Regions from separate parts of the Homo sapiens genome. Here region 1 is linked to region 2. A link is a contact called in ENCODE Hi-C or POLR2A ChIA-PET data. All regions are on one chromosome and are shown on one strand. Each heading gives the region's core, a stretch centred on a gene start or an enhancer-like site at or near the end of the contact. The rest is flanking DNA. Distances are from core to core; before and after follow the strand shown. Region 1 holds the start of PLEKHG4 (pleckstrin homology and RhoGEF domain containing G4). Region 2 holds the start of DYNC1LI2 (dynein cytoplasmic 1 light intermediate chain 2).

Evidence for each region. Hi-C counts contacts between places; a loop is a spot of excess contacts on that map. ChIA-PET counts read pairs that join two places held with the same protein, here RNA polymerase II (POLR2A). Pooled maps may share reads with other maps.
Region 1: a loop to region 2 is called in a pooled map, with 2.3 times the contacts of the local background. The contact joins the promoter of PLEKHG4 here to the promoter of DYNC1LI2 in region 2. A Hi-C loop is called at or near these places in 1 of 50 pooled maps. POLR2A ChIA-PET finds 5 or more read pairs at or near these places in 2 of 52 experiments (WTC11 and naive thymus-derived CD4-positive, alpha-beta T cell).

Annotation. Positions count from the first base shown.
Region 1 is chr16:67,277,912-67,283,956 of GRCh38, reverse strand. It overlaps PLEKHG4 (pleckstrin homology and RhoGEF domain containing G4), which reads right to left and starts at 4,425. Exons shown (of 22, transcript NM_001129729.3): 1 at 4,331-4,425; 2 at 3,414-4,081; 3 at 3,151-3,246; 4 at 2,952-3,075; 5 at 2,773-2,866; 6 at 2,313-2,390; 7 at 2,120-2,233; 8 at 1,850-1,948; 9 at 1,608-1,756; 10 at 1,316-1,454; 11 at 1,099-1,215. The coding sequence starts at 3,912. It overlaps LOC124903701 (a long non-coding RNA gene), which reads left to right and starts at 4,546. Exons shown (of 3, transcript XR_007065092.1): 1 at 4,546-4,808. RefSeq lists silencers at 4,392-4,573, 4,293-4,722, 4,773-4,932.
Region 2 is chr16:66,748,193-66,753,878 of GRCh38, reverse strand. It overlaps DYNC1LI2 (dynein cytoplasmic 1 light intermediate chain 2), which reads left to right and starts at 2,270. Exons shown (of 13, transcript NM_006141.3): 1 at 2,270-2,394; 2 at 2,533-2,606; 3 at 4,566-4,682. The coding sequence starts at 2,288. DYNC1LI2-DT (DYNC1LI2 divergent transcript) reads right to left here and starts at 2,127. Exons shown (of 2, transcript NR_133569.1): 1 at 979-2,127; 2 at 1-883. RefSeq lists an enhancer at 1,914-2,629 and a silencer at 1,843-2,642.

The DNA of each region.
Region 1 (6,045 bases), core at 3,176-5,675, 530 kb before region 2:
CCCCAGCTCCTCCCCACGCTCCTGATTCTCCTCACTCTTCTCTGGTGGCTCGTCCTGCTCCCCTTCCCTCACCTAGGCCATTAAACACTGGGGATCCTGAGGACAGTGCACTCGCTCTCCCAGGCACTCTTGTGTGACCAACTTCAAATGTCATCCAAACACCTGGACCCACCAAGTGATCCTCTCCAGCTAGACCTCTCCTCTGAGCTCCAGGCCCAAGACCCAAGGGCCCTCCTCTCATCCCTCACAGCCATCTCGAGCATGCCCAAGACCGGACTCTTGAATGCCCTTCCCCCAAGATGACCTCATCTCCTAGTCTCTCAGGGAACAGCACCCATTCATCCTTGCAACATCCTTGTCCCTTACCCTCCCACATGGGTACATAGCAAATCCCATCAACTTCTCCAACCCGTCTCCCCTGCCACTATCCTGGCCAGAGGAGGCACTATTTCCCACCTAGACTACTGCAATTGCCTCTTCACTGCACTCCCCATGCCCATCCTCCAAGTCACTGTCTACTCGGAAACGAAGGCAATCTTCCTAGAATATGGATCTGATTACATGGCCTTCCTGATTAAACTCCACACTGACTGCTACAGGGCCCAGTGATGTGGCCACTGACCAGGCTTGTCCCACCGCAACTCCCCCAACTCTTTCTTCCTCTCTGCTCTGCATTTCAACCTCACTGGCCTTATGATTCCTCAGGCACACCGTCCTCCATCCTGCCACAGGACCTTTGCACATGCTATCTTCCAAGCCTGGAATGTGCCCCCATCCTCAACCCTCTTCTGCCTGGTTGACCTCAACTTATCTTTCAACTCTCAGCTCAAAAATCACCCAAAAAAAGCTTGCCTGACACTCCTGCTGGGTAAAGTCTTGGTTATACCCTCAGGCAGAATCACCTGCACTGATTCTCTCCAGAGATCTTGCCTGGGTTTACAGGCACATATATGACTGTGATTAATTACAACTGATATCTTCTATGGGACTATAAGGTCTAAGAAAGCAAAGGATTGAATTGCTTTCACACAGTTCTGCATTCCTAGTTCCTGGCATTGCATCCCAATACCCGTGGCATGAACAAGTGACCACATATACCTGGGCAACCTGGTACAGCTCCTGAAAAGAGCCTTGGGCCTGGAGCAGCATGTCCAGCGAGGGCTCCCCAGCCTCCTCCAGTGCTGGCCAGCCCACCTGCTGCAGCCACACTTCAATCTGGAGGAGCACAAGCAGGGAAAAGTGAAGAGAGCTGCTATGGACTGGGGGCTCACGTCTGAGATCGGGGCAGGGCCCACTCTGGGCAAGTAGTTCCGACCTGGTGCAGTCCGCTTTCCCGGGCCTCCAGTGTTTGGACCAACTCTAGGGCCTGTATTCGCTGGTTGCTCTGCAGGGTCAGTTGGTGCAGCAATCCATCCACCCGGTCATATAGCTCGTCAGCCTTGTCCATTGCCGTCCTGGTGTAGGGTATACCATCTTAGACCCCCTGCCTTGCACCACTCCACCCTGTCCTGGCACCACAGTCCTACCAGGTTCTGAGCTAGCCAGATGAGTCCTGGCATAGAATATGGTGGGCTGGGGCAAGATCTGGGGGCCGGGCTTGCACTCACCTGTAGTCTGGGCTCAGGGTCACCTCTGGGACCTCTTGCTTCAGCCATGTCAGCTCCCGGCCCCCCTGGCATTGTAGCCATGCCAGCCATGGCGAGTCTAGCACCTGCTGCATCAGGACCTCTGTCTGCTGTAGCAGCTGACCGACCTCCTGTGATTGAGGGCAATAAGCTGTGGAGGTGGCCATGGGAGAGAAGGAGGGAGACAGGGAGCATTCATGGAGGGACTGGGAGGGGACACTCACCCCAGGCTCCATGGGCTGGGGCACAGCCTTCACACTTTCGATGGCCCCCTGGAGCAGGGCACAAGCTGCCTGGCAGTTCTGTAGTAGAGCTTCCAGCCGCTGTAAGCAGGGGCAGGCATGACCGGAGCAGCATGCAGTGTTGGTCCTGGGCTTCCTGGGTTCCAGGCCACTGCAGCCAGCTTTGTCTGGTTCAAGCCAGCCCCAGAGAGGCTCCTCCATGATCCCAAGTTGCCTATATGACTGCCCCCATGCCCCACCCAGTGTACTGACCCTTCGGAAATCCAGCCAGGCCTGGTGGCAGTAAGGCAGGCCTCCTCCTAGCGAAGTGGGCAGCCCCGCCGTTGGGATGTGGGTCAGCAGGCTCTGAGAAGGCAACTGCTCCAGCTACAGGAGAAGAAGGTGTTGTGACCCAGGCCTGGGGGGAGGCACCCCACCTCTACCCCTAGCCAACTGGGCTTAGTACCTGCAGCCCGGAAGGCACTTCCTTCAGCAGCGTGCTTCCCACTAGCAGCACCTGGTACACGGCCCCTGGGGCTGCTTCCTGCAAGGAACCTGAGCTCAGCACTATCCCCAACTCTACAGAAAAGGGCATGGTGGCTCACGCCTGTAATTGCGGCACTCTGGGAGGCGAGGCGGGAGGATCACCTGAGTTCAGGAGTTCGAGATCAGCCTGGGCAACACATGGTGAAACCCCCTCTCTACTAAAAAATACAAAAATCAGCTGGGCATGGTGGCAGGTGCCTGTAATCTCAGCTAATTGGGAGGCTGAGGCAGGAGGATCACTTGAATCGGGGAGATAGAGTTTGCAGTGAGCCAAGATTGCGCCACTGCACTCCAGCCTGGGCGACAAAGGCAAGACTCCGTCTCAAAAAAAAAAAAAAAGAAAAGAAAAGGAATGAGGGGAGCTACAATCCTGTACTCACTTGTAGTTGGCTGAGCCCAGAGAAGAGGGAAGAACTTGGAGCACAAATTCGGGCATCAACTAGCACTGTCAGTCCCAGTGCCTGTACTTCGGGCCTAAAGGGGTGAGCTTCAGTTCAGTACCTGACTCCCAGTCCTCACAGCTGGCTCAGGCTCAGTCTCCCAACCCCCTCCCTCAAACCTGGGGATGCTTCGCAGGTACAGCAGGAGGCGGATGAGTTCCTGGCTGCTGCACTCAGACTGAAGCCAGGCTGGGCTGTGGGCACACAGAAGCAGCACTGCCCGGCCTTGGACATCCCGAGTCCCTGTGGGGAGGAAGCAGTGAACTCCTGCCGTATTGGGCCACTCCACCTCCACCGCCTCTAGGCCCGCCTGGCTACCTGGCAAGGTGGCCATACCACTGGCCAGCAGCTCCCAACAGAGGTCTTGGGCCAGGAGGCAGTCAGCAGGCTTAGGGAGGCCGGATCCACTGGGGGCTTGGGAAGGGAAATGACTTGGGTCTGCCTTGGACCACCTATCCAGAGACCCCTACTTGGACCCGGGCTTCAGCCTGAGTAGGGTCAGAGACCTCCAAAGTCTTGACACTCATCTCTCCAGGCATCCCCATTCCCTTCCCAGACTTCCCTAGCCCAGCCTTCCTTACCTGCCTCCAGCAGCTTTGATATTTCTGATAAAGGGTCTCCAAGGCCCACAGGGTCGCTGTCCAATGCCCCAGGGCTCAAGCCAGATGGCATCGCCCTGCTTGGACCTGGGTCCCCTACCAACCCTACCCCTGGGGTGTCACTCTCACCCTGTGCCAAGCTGAGGTGGGAGGACATGGGGCATAGGAGACTCTCCACTCCAGAGGGGCCTGGCCCTTCTGACAGGACTGAGGAGCTTTCTACTGTGCCCCTCTGGGCATCCCCCGACTCATCTGCAGCTGGGGGTAACTGGAATTTCCTGGACAAGGGGCTGCCCTGTAGCTCCTCATCCTGGGTGGCCCCGGCTGGTGGTCTTGGAGGACCTGGGTCCTTAACGTGCATCTGGGAAGCAGGTTCCTCCTCTTCCCAGGCATCCCTGAAACTGCACACAGCAAATCTCCAGTCGGTGGCATGGCCCTGAGAGTCTGGGGACTCATCCCCATTCTCCAGGGGCCTTTCCATCACGCCCTCCTAAAGGTGGGCCTGCTCGGGGCCAGCGGGAGAGGGCTGGGTCTCAGTGTGAACCGCGCTGAAGACAGTCGAGTGGGACTCAGTGGGCAATGCAGGCGAAGGGCATGGGCCGCAGGAGGTGCCAGTCTTAGTGCCAGGGCACAGGAACTGCAATTCAGGCCTGGGAAGAGGGAATAACGTTAAGGGTGTCCCTCTGTCCAGGTCCCCCGTCGGACGCCCGTGGGCCTCTGCTCCGTGCGCGCCCACCCTCAGCGTCCTCACGGCCACGCTCTGCAGGCCCATGCCCGTGGGGGCGGCCCCGCCATGGCACCACGATGCCTCGGGTTCGCTCTCCTGCCGGCCCCCCCAGGCCCTGGCCTTGTTGCAGGGCCTACCGCGCGCCCCCCCGTCGCCCGCTGGCGACACTCACGCCCCCGGGCCGAGCCGCGGGGAACCGTGAAGTCGGACAGCCTTCGAACAGACGGCGGCCTCGACGGCCACTACAGCGCGGCCGCGCGGCGTCACGGGACACCGCCTCCTGGCCGCTGGGAAGGGAGGGCAGTGCCGCCGGGGCGCCGCGCAGCGCCGCGCCGCCCCCTGGAGGCCGGAGGACGGAGCCACAGCCCGAGCAGGTCTCGACGGGGCACAGCCCTGCCGGCGCGGAAGACAAGGTGCGGGCCCTGCAGCAACCCCCGCCCGCCGCCGTCCTCTCCGTGGGCCCGGACAGCCCGCCAGCCCCGCCCCGCCGCACCCCCGGGCCCCGCAGACCGCGCGCCTCACCCGCGGCGTCGCAGTGCGTGGGTTGGGGCAGCGACCAACGGTCGGCAGCTCCACCGTGCCCACTCCCCGGGCCTGGCGAGGACGCCGGAAGCGCTCTCCCGCCAGGAAGGCCGCGTGGGTGAGCGAGGGTGAGTGCGCGGGGGGCACCGCGGGACGGGGCGGGGCGGGGTCTCCCAGGGGCTTCCGCGGCTGAATGAGCCGACGGGAGGGGAAGGCCTTCTGTGTAGGGAAGCGGGGTGCTGCCTCGCCGCGGGCACCCAGAGACAGGTCGCATGATCCCACGTGGGATGGGGCTGCCATCCGGGTGGGAGTGAGACCAATGGGTGGAGCTGACCCAGGCCTGCCAGAGTCCACCAGATCCTCTACCCCTTTGCCATCCCTGGCACCCCCTTACCCCCTTCTCCACAAAGTCCGGTGCAGGAGGCTGGTGCTGAGGTGGGGTTCTGGAGCCAGAGCCCCCAGCCCAGGCCTGGCTTCTCCACTTACCTGCTGGGGGCGCTCCAGGAACTCTGCTCTTTGAGCCTCACCCTCCTCACCTGTAAAAATGGAAAGTCATTTTTCTCCTGGGGTTGCCGTGAGGACTGGGGAAGACTCCCTGTGTTATACGTTCACCCGCTGCCAGCACTCGGGCTGTGTTGGTGCCCTGCCCCCTCATTTCACCCGCAGTCAGGGAATCCTGAACTGATGAAAGCTACCCAAGTGGGTAGCTGTGCGATTTGAGGTCCCTTTAGGGCATGTGGGCCTGGCCCGACACTCCCCAGAATTTGTGGGAAGATTGTGGGAAGGTCAGCTCTGCGACCAGGAGAAGACCCTGAGCCCCACAGTGTGCCCAGGCCCATGGTCCCTGGGGAGAGGGGGCACCGGGTGCAACGGCTTCCCTGGCTCTAAGGCAGGCACCTCTTTCATGAACCTGGGGATTACAACAGGCACAGTGGGACCAACAGCAATCTCCCCACCCAGCCCAGCCCAGCCCCCAGAGTCCAGACTTTCAGGCAGCTACCGAGGAGCCTTCTTCATGAGCAGGTCTGGCTGCCAGAGGGGAGCCTTGGAGTTGTCCTGCTCCATCCCTAACTCCCAGCCAGACCTCTCTTCCCACCCTCCTGGCTTCAGGAAGCATCATCCAACCTTGGCTTCCTCCCCAGTTCTGTCCCAGGGCCACCCCCACTGAGTCACTGCCTTCTGCTCCCTCCCTCCCCTTCTGCTGCCCACCAGCACCCACCAGCCAAGTCCCCCAGGAGCCCTAAGAGCCGGGGGGGACCTGCTGGCGGGCACACATACCCCTGTGAATGCCAGAGGCAAAGAAGAGCCTCAAGCCACAGGCTATAGCTGACCTGGCACCCTGGGCACAGCAGGCAGATTCAGGGG
Region 2 (5,686 bases), core at 1,021-3,520:
CTGGCATGGGGGGCTAGCTTCTTTGTTAGCATCAGTGAGGTTTTATGGGTTCTACCCTAAGATGTTTCTTGGCATTCTACATGACCAACTCTTAGATTATAGTTAATACAGTAATGACGTTTAGATTATCATTTTTATTTCAAATAATTTCCTATCCTATTCCTATGCATTTTTAAATTAAATTTTACTTTATTTGACAGTCTTACTCTGTCGCCCAGGCTAGAGTGCAGTGGTGTGATCTCAACTCCCTGCAGCCTCTGTCTCCTGGGTTCAAGCAATTATCGTGCTTCAGCCTCCCAGGCAGCTGGGATTACAGGCGGATGCCACCATTCCTGGCTAATTTTTTTTTTTTTTTTTTGTATTTTTAGTAGAGACGGGGTTTGGCCATGTTGGACAGGCTGGTCTGGAACTCCTGACCTCAAGTGATCCGCCAGCCTCGGCCTCCCAAAGTGCCGGGATTACAGGTGTGAGCCACCGTACCTGGCCTTCCTATGCTTTTTTGTTAAACTCTTCCACAGGACTTTAATAGTTCCTGCTAAATTTCAACTTGTTAGATTTAGTCTCTGCTCAGTTTGTCATGCAGTAGATAAGGCAACCCTTCCTGCTTCAGGTCATCCACAACTTCCATGACTGCTGCTGTATTCTTATCCAAGTCACTGATGGCACCCTGAATTGGCTGGCCAGGGCAGGAGGTTTGGGCAGGCCCCTAGCAGCCTCATCTGCTGGTCCCTCCTCTTCATCAGCCACCTCTGGGCTAGTCTTTAATAAGCCTCAGTGCTATCATCCAGCATTGATTTCACTTTCGCATCTAAGATGTGAATTGTCAAATGCCCTGTTGAAATCTGCATTTGCTGTATCTGCAGCATCCGCCTACCTGGTACTCCTGCAAAAAAGAAAGATACTGTGTAAATCTGGTATTCTCTTTTCCTTTAGTGTTTAATCACAAAATTTCACTTAGTGCTGATTAAGCTCACTGGCCTGTAATTTTCATCTCCATCTTCTGTCCTGTGAAAATTCAGCACTGCTTGCCCTTTTAGGACTTCTGGCACTTTGCCTGATTTTCCCAGATTTCCAAGGGAGGAACTCAGTGGGTTTTCACTCTCGTCTTGTTTAAACCTTACATCCAGTTTGGCAGATGATATGCCCATTTGTTTTATCCCGTAATTCATGCCGCCAGATTTTTTGGCATCAGGATCACAATCCTACTCATCTGAAACCTACTTAGGTGGTGCTTTTCTGCCACATTCCACTTCCTTGTGATATTTAGAAATGTCTTGTTAGCCTGTTTCCATAGAGAATGGCAAGAGCCCTCAAGTAGAGGCCACACCTAAAATTAAGCTTGATAATGGAATGTATGTTTTTCCTTCGGTTACTCTCCGCTCTTTCCCTTTTCCATCCCCTTTCCTTTTATTTTTCTCCCCGCTCTGCACCTGCCAGCTGGCCCCCAAGGAAATTAAGGGCTCCTCTTCTGGTGTGAAATGCTGGCTCCCTGAAAACATCATTTTAAAAAGCATGTTAATAAAGCAAAGCCAAGTGTATTATGCACTGCGGTCAAGAGCACTACTTCACAGTCTTTAGTCTTCGGAGGAGGAGGGGGAAATGCAGGATATTTATGAGGATTCTGGGGTCTTCCTTAAGGCTAGTCTTTCAATGCAGGGCTTGAGTAGGGTTAGGCCAAGTTCATGATATAATGGTCCAAGGTTGGGGAATAAATTAGAAGTACCGAATGTTATCTTCTAGCCTTGGGTCCTTGGGTGGGTTTCTTAAATTTTTTGAGCTTCAGGTTCCTCATCTGTGAAAGGGTTAGATAAGATTCAGTGAGATAATGTGTGACTCTGGCACATGGTGAGCTCTAGATAAATGGCGCTTTTGTGTCCATCAGTCTCATTCCCAAAGCCTAGGCTTTCGGGTCGGTCATCCGGCTGCCCGACCCGCGACGGCGCAGGGGAATCGGCGAGCGTGGCGGGGTGCTGCGCTGCGCCCCTCAGCCGGCAGAGGCCGCCAGCGCGCCCTCGGTCCGGACGGTGCCCGCCCCTGCCACCGCCTCCCCGCGCATGGCTGCCCCGGCGGCTGCCTGACCGCCGCCCGCCACCTCGGCGGCCTCGCAACCCGTGGGAGCCCGTGGCCATCGCAGACCTAGAGGACACGTTGGGCGGCGCAGTCGCCGCGGCAAGGTCGGCGGGCGGCGCGGCGCGAGGGACGGCGAGCGGGGGGCGGCCCGGCCCGGGTCCTCGCGGGTCCTCGGCGGGCCCGGGGGAGGGCCCTCTTTGTGGCTGCAGTTGGCAAGATGGCGCCGGTGGGGGTGGAGAAGAAGCTGCTGCTAGGTCCCAACGGGCCCGCGGTGGCGGCCGCCGGCGACCTGACCAGTGAGGAGGAGGAAGGCCAGAGCCTATGGTGAGGCCGCGGGCGGTCGGGCCGGGCCGTGGGGGGCGCGGCCTCTGGGCCGGACCGTCGGACACACTGAGGGGCCGACGCGAGCCGGGCCATCCCAGCCCGGCCCGGGGCTGACCACTCTTGCCATTGTCGCCACAGGTCCTCCATTCTGAGCGAAGTGTCCACCCGCGCCAGGTCCAAGCTGCCGTCCGGCAAGAACATCCTGGTCTTCGGTGAGCGCCGGCGGCGGGGCGTTGCCCCAGGTCGCTGGGGTGGGCGAGGCGGGCGCCCCTCCCTCAGGTCCCCGCCTTCCCCGTTCCAGCCGCCTGCCCGCAGCCTGGCGGGAAAGGGACCGTCGGCCCTGGCCGGTCAGCTGGAGAGTGGTCAAGCCTCCAGCGCCTGAGGGTGGGATGCTGCCCTCTTTGGAGAGCGTAGTGGTGCTTTGGGGTTGTCGGCATATTGTTTCAGTCACTTGGCCCTCTATGCCTTCATTGCCTCGACGGTTACCAAATTGAGGTCGTGGAGAGGGGAAGCTAGTAGATGAGATTAGGTGGAGAAGGTGGGAGAACGAGGTGACCTGGGCTCGGAGCTGTGGGGAAATGACCACGGGAGCCTTCTTTGAGCCTCATCAGTAGTGCATAGTCCGAGGTTTTAGGGACTTTGCAGAGGACAGAGAGTCAGCACTGGGGACGTTTCCTCCATTATGCTAGCCCTCACTGCTAGGTTACCTGAGTCAGGTCCCTTACTCCCTCTGGCCTCACTCTCCTCAAGTGAGGGAGTTTGGGTACATTCACACAGCAAGTCCATTTGTTGCTTGGGACCTGTGGGCTGGGCACAGGCTCAGCATAGGCGACTCTTAAACACTATAGAAGAATCTCAGTCTGGTGGAAGACAGATGTATTGGTGATTGCATTGCACCATGCCGATTATTGTGGAAGCATTACACTGCTTAGAGCTGGTGAAGGAGGATGATTCGGGGGTTGAGTATTTTGCAGAAAAGTGTCAGTATGCAGGGACACAGATGACAAGAGGGTGTGGGGTTTGGAAACTGCTAGAAGCGCCTTGTGGTTGGTGGCTGCTAAGGTAAGTTGGGGGCAGATTGTGGGAAGGCTGAAGAGTTAGTGCTGTTTCCTGAAGTTCTCTGATTTTTCAAATGGCTTTTATCTCACCTCCATCCCCCAATTCCCATGGGAATCACTGCCTTGGTAGTTTTCCTACTGTTAGAATGTGTGACCTTTCTCAGGAATTGACTGTGGTAGGTAATACCGGACCCTTAGAGATCTTCAAGAAGTGGGGGATCAAGATCACCAGATCTGAGTTTTAGAAAGAACGCTGCCTGCAGAGGGACAGTAGCTCAAAATGAGCAGGTACTGAAGTCAGGCTGACAGGTCCTCACCTTGGTCTGGATGCAGAGGGCCTGAATAAGGTAGAGGCATTGGAGATGGAGAGGAGGTCTTTGATCTGTGGACTGACTGCCTTTCAATTCTCATGTTCTGTAATTCCATATTATTAAATGGCAGAAGTGCCTAGTAATGTTTGGCGATGGTTCTCCTTGATGTTTAAGGATCCGGGGAAGGGGGGTGTTGTTTGGGTGGAGGGAGATGAAGAAGTGCTTAATAATTAACTGAGATTGTACTGAAGAGTTTTGCTAGGTCTATAATTATTTTCGTCAGTTTCTTAGCCTTCAGAATGTTTGTGAAGGAGATGTACTAAAATCAAAAGTGAATAACTTCCATTCTTCACCATTGTGAAGCAGGATCAGACTTTTTTTAGTTCACAGTACCTGGACTTTTAGGTTAATTGTATCATATTTTGAAGATTTCTTGTTTTTCTTGTGGTGAAACTTTTTCTTGTGAGAAACTAACCCTACCTTTTACTTTCACTTCTCCGAATGCATGTCTTATAAATTATAGATAGGGCCTGTGGACCTGCCTCATTATTTCCCTTTTGAAGTAAGGATAACTGCAGTAGAATGTCATTTTAGATCTTGGAATTTGCTGCCTTTACCACCCTCTCCTCCCCACCCTCCCAACCACTCTTCCAGCAAAGTCCTTTGTTTATGAAAGCAGGTGAGACTTCAACAGCAGACTTTGCATGAAATTCTTAGTTTCTCCGTGTCATGTGAGTGTCATGCCTCCCCATCCTTGCCCGGAATAAACAGTACACCTTTGTCTTGCAAACATCCTTTGTAGGTGAAGATGGTTCTGGTAAAACAACCCTCATGACTAAACTACAAGGAGCTGAGCATGGCAAAAAAGGAAGAGGCCTAGAATATCTCTACCTCAGTGTCCATGATGAGGACCGAGATGGTGAGTGAAGCATTGGTCCCATGGTAAGGGGGTGTATGCAGGACTCTGACTGCTTCCTTGGGTGCAGTTCCTGCAGCATGGCCAGGCATTCTCAGTTTTCTGTTTGGTTCTCAGAGAGTTAATCACAGAATAGATGAAGTACGTATCTTTTGCAGGACTTAACCCCCTTTATAGAGTATGTTAGCAAAATTGGGGAATGGGACACTTAGCTGTTGCTCTGGCTAGCCTGCCTTTAAAAAGAGATACTGAAGATAAATTTTTACTTAACCCATAAAGGTGGTAAGAAAGATTTTTTAAAGCTTTGGAGTTTTATATGAGAGAAATGCTTGGCTGTCCTGGGGACCATTGTTACTCTGCCTGGTTCTAGTAGAGAATCCGAAGTTGGTGTGGTTTAGAGTGTAACAATTTAACATATGTTAATAGGAGAGTTTCCTGAATCTCTTTGTGACAGTTTAGAAATGGTAGTTTCTGCCGGATTTGGTGACTCCTGTCATAATCGCAGCTACTCAGGAGGCTGAGGTGGGAGGATCACTTGAGGCCAGGAGTTGGGGACTGCAGTGAGCTGTGTTATACACTCAAGCCTGGGTGACAGAGCGAGACCGTCTCTGTTTTTTAAAAAAGAAAGAATGAAAGAAATGCCCATTTTCTGTGTTTCTTCTGGTAGAGGAGTAGATGCTCAGAGGTGGTAATATTCTTTAATTCCTCATCTTTAAAACGTGAGTAGTAATAGTTACTGCTTAGGATGATTGAAAGCACATGATAAACACTCTTATAAGGATTACATATAATTTTAAAATGTTTTCTTACAAGTGTAATTGTGATTTGGAGTAATGGTTTTGGGTTACAACTGCTCAGTAATGCCTCCTTTATAATCTTTTGGTTTTATGTTAGTTTTTTTTTTTTTTTTTTTTTTTTTTTTGAGACAGGGTTTTACTCTGTCACCCAGGCTGGGGTGCAGTGGCTCAATCTTGGCTCATTGCAACCTCTGCCTCCCAGCCTCGGGT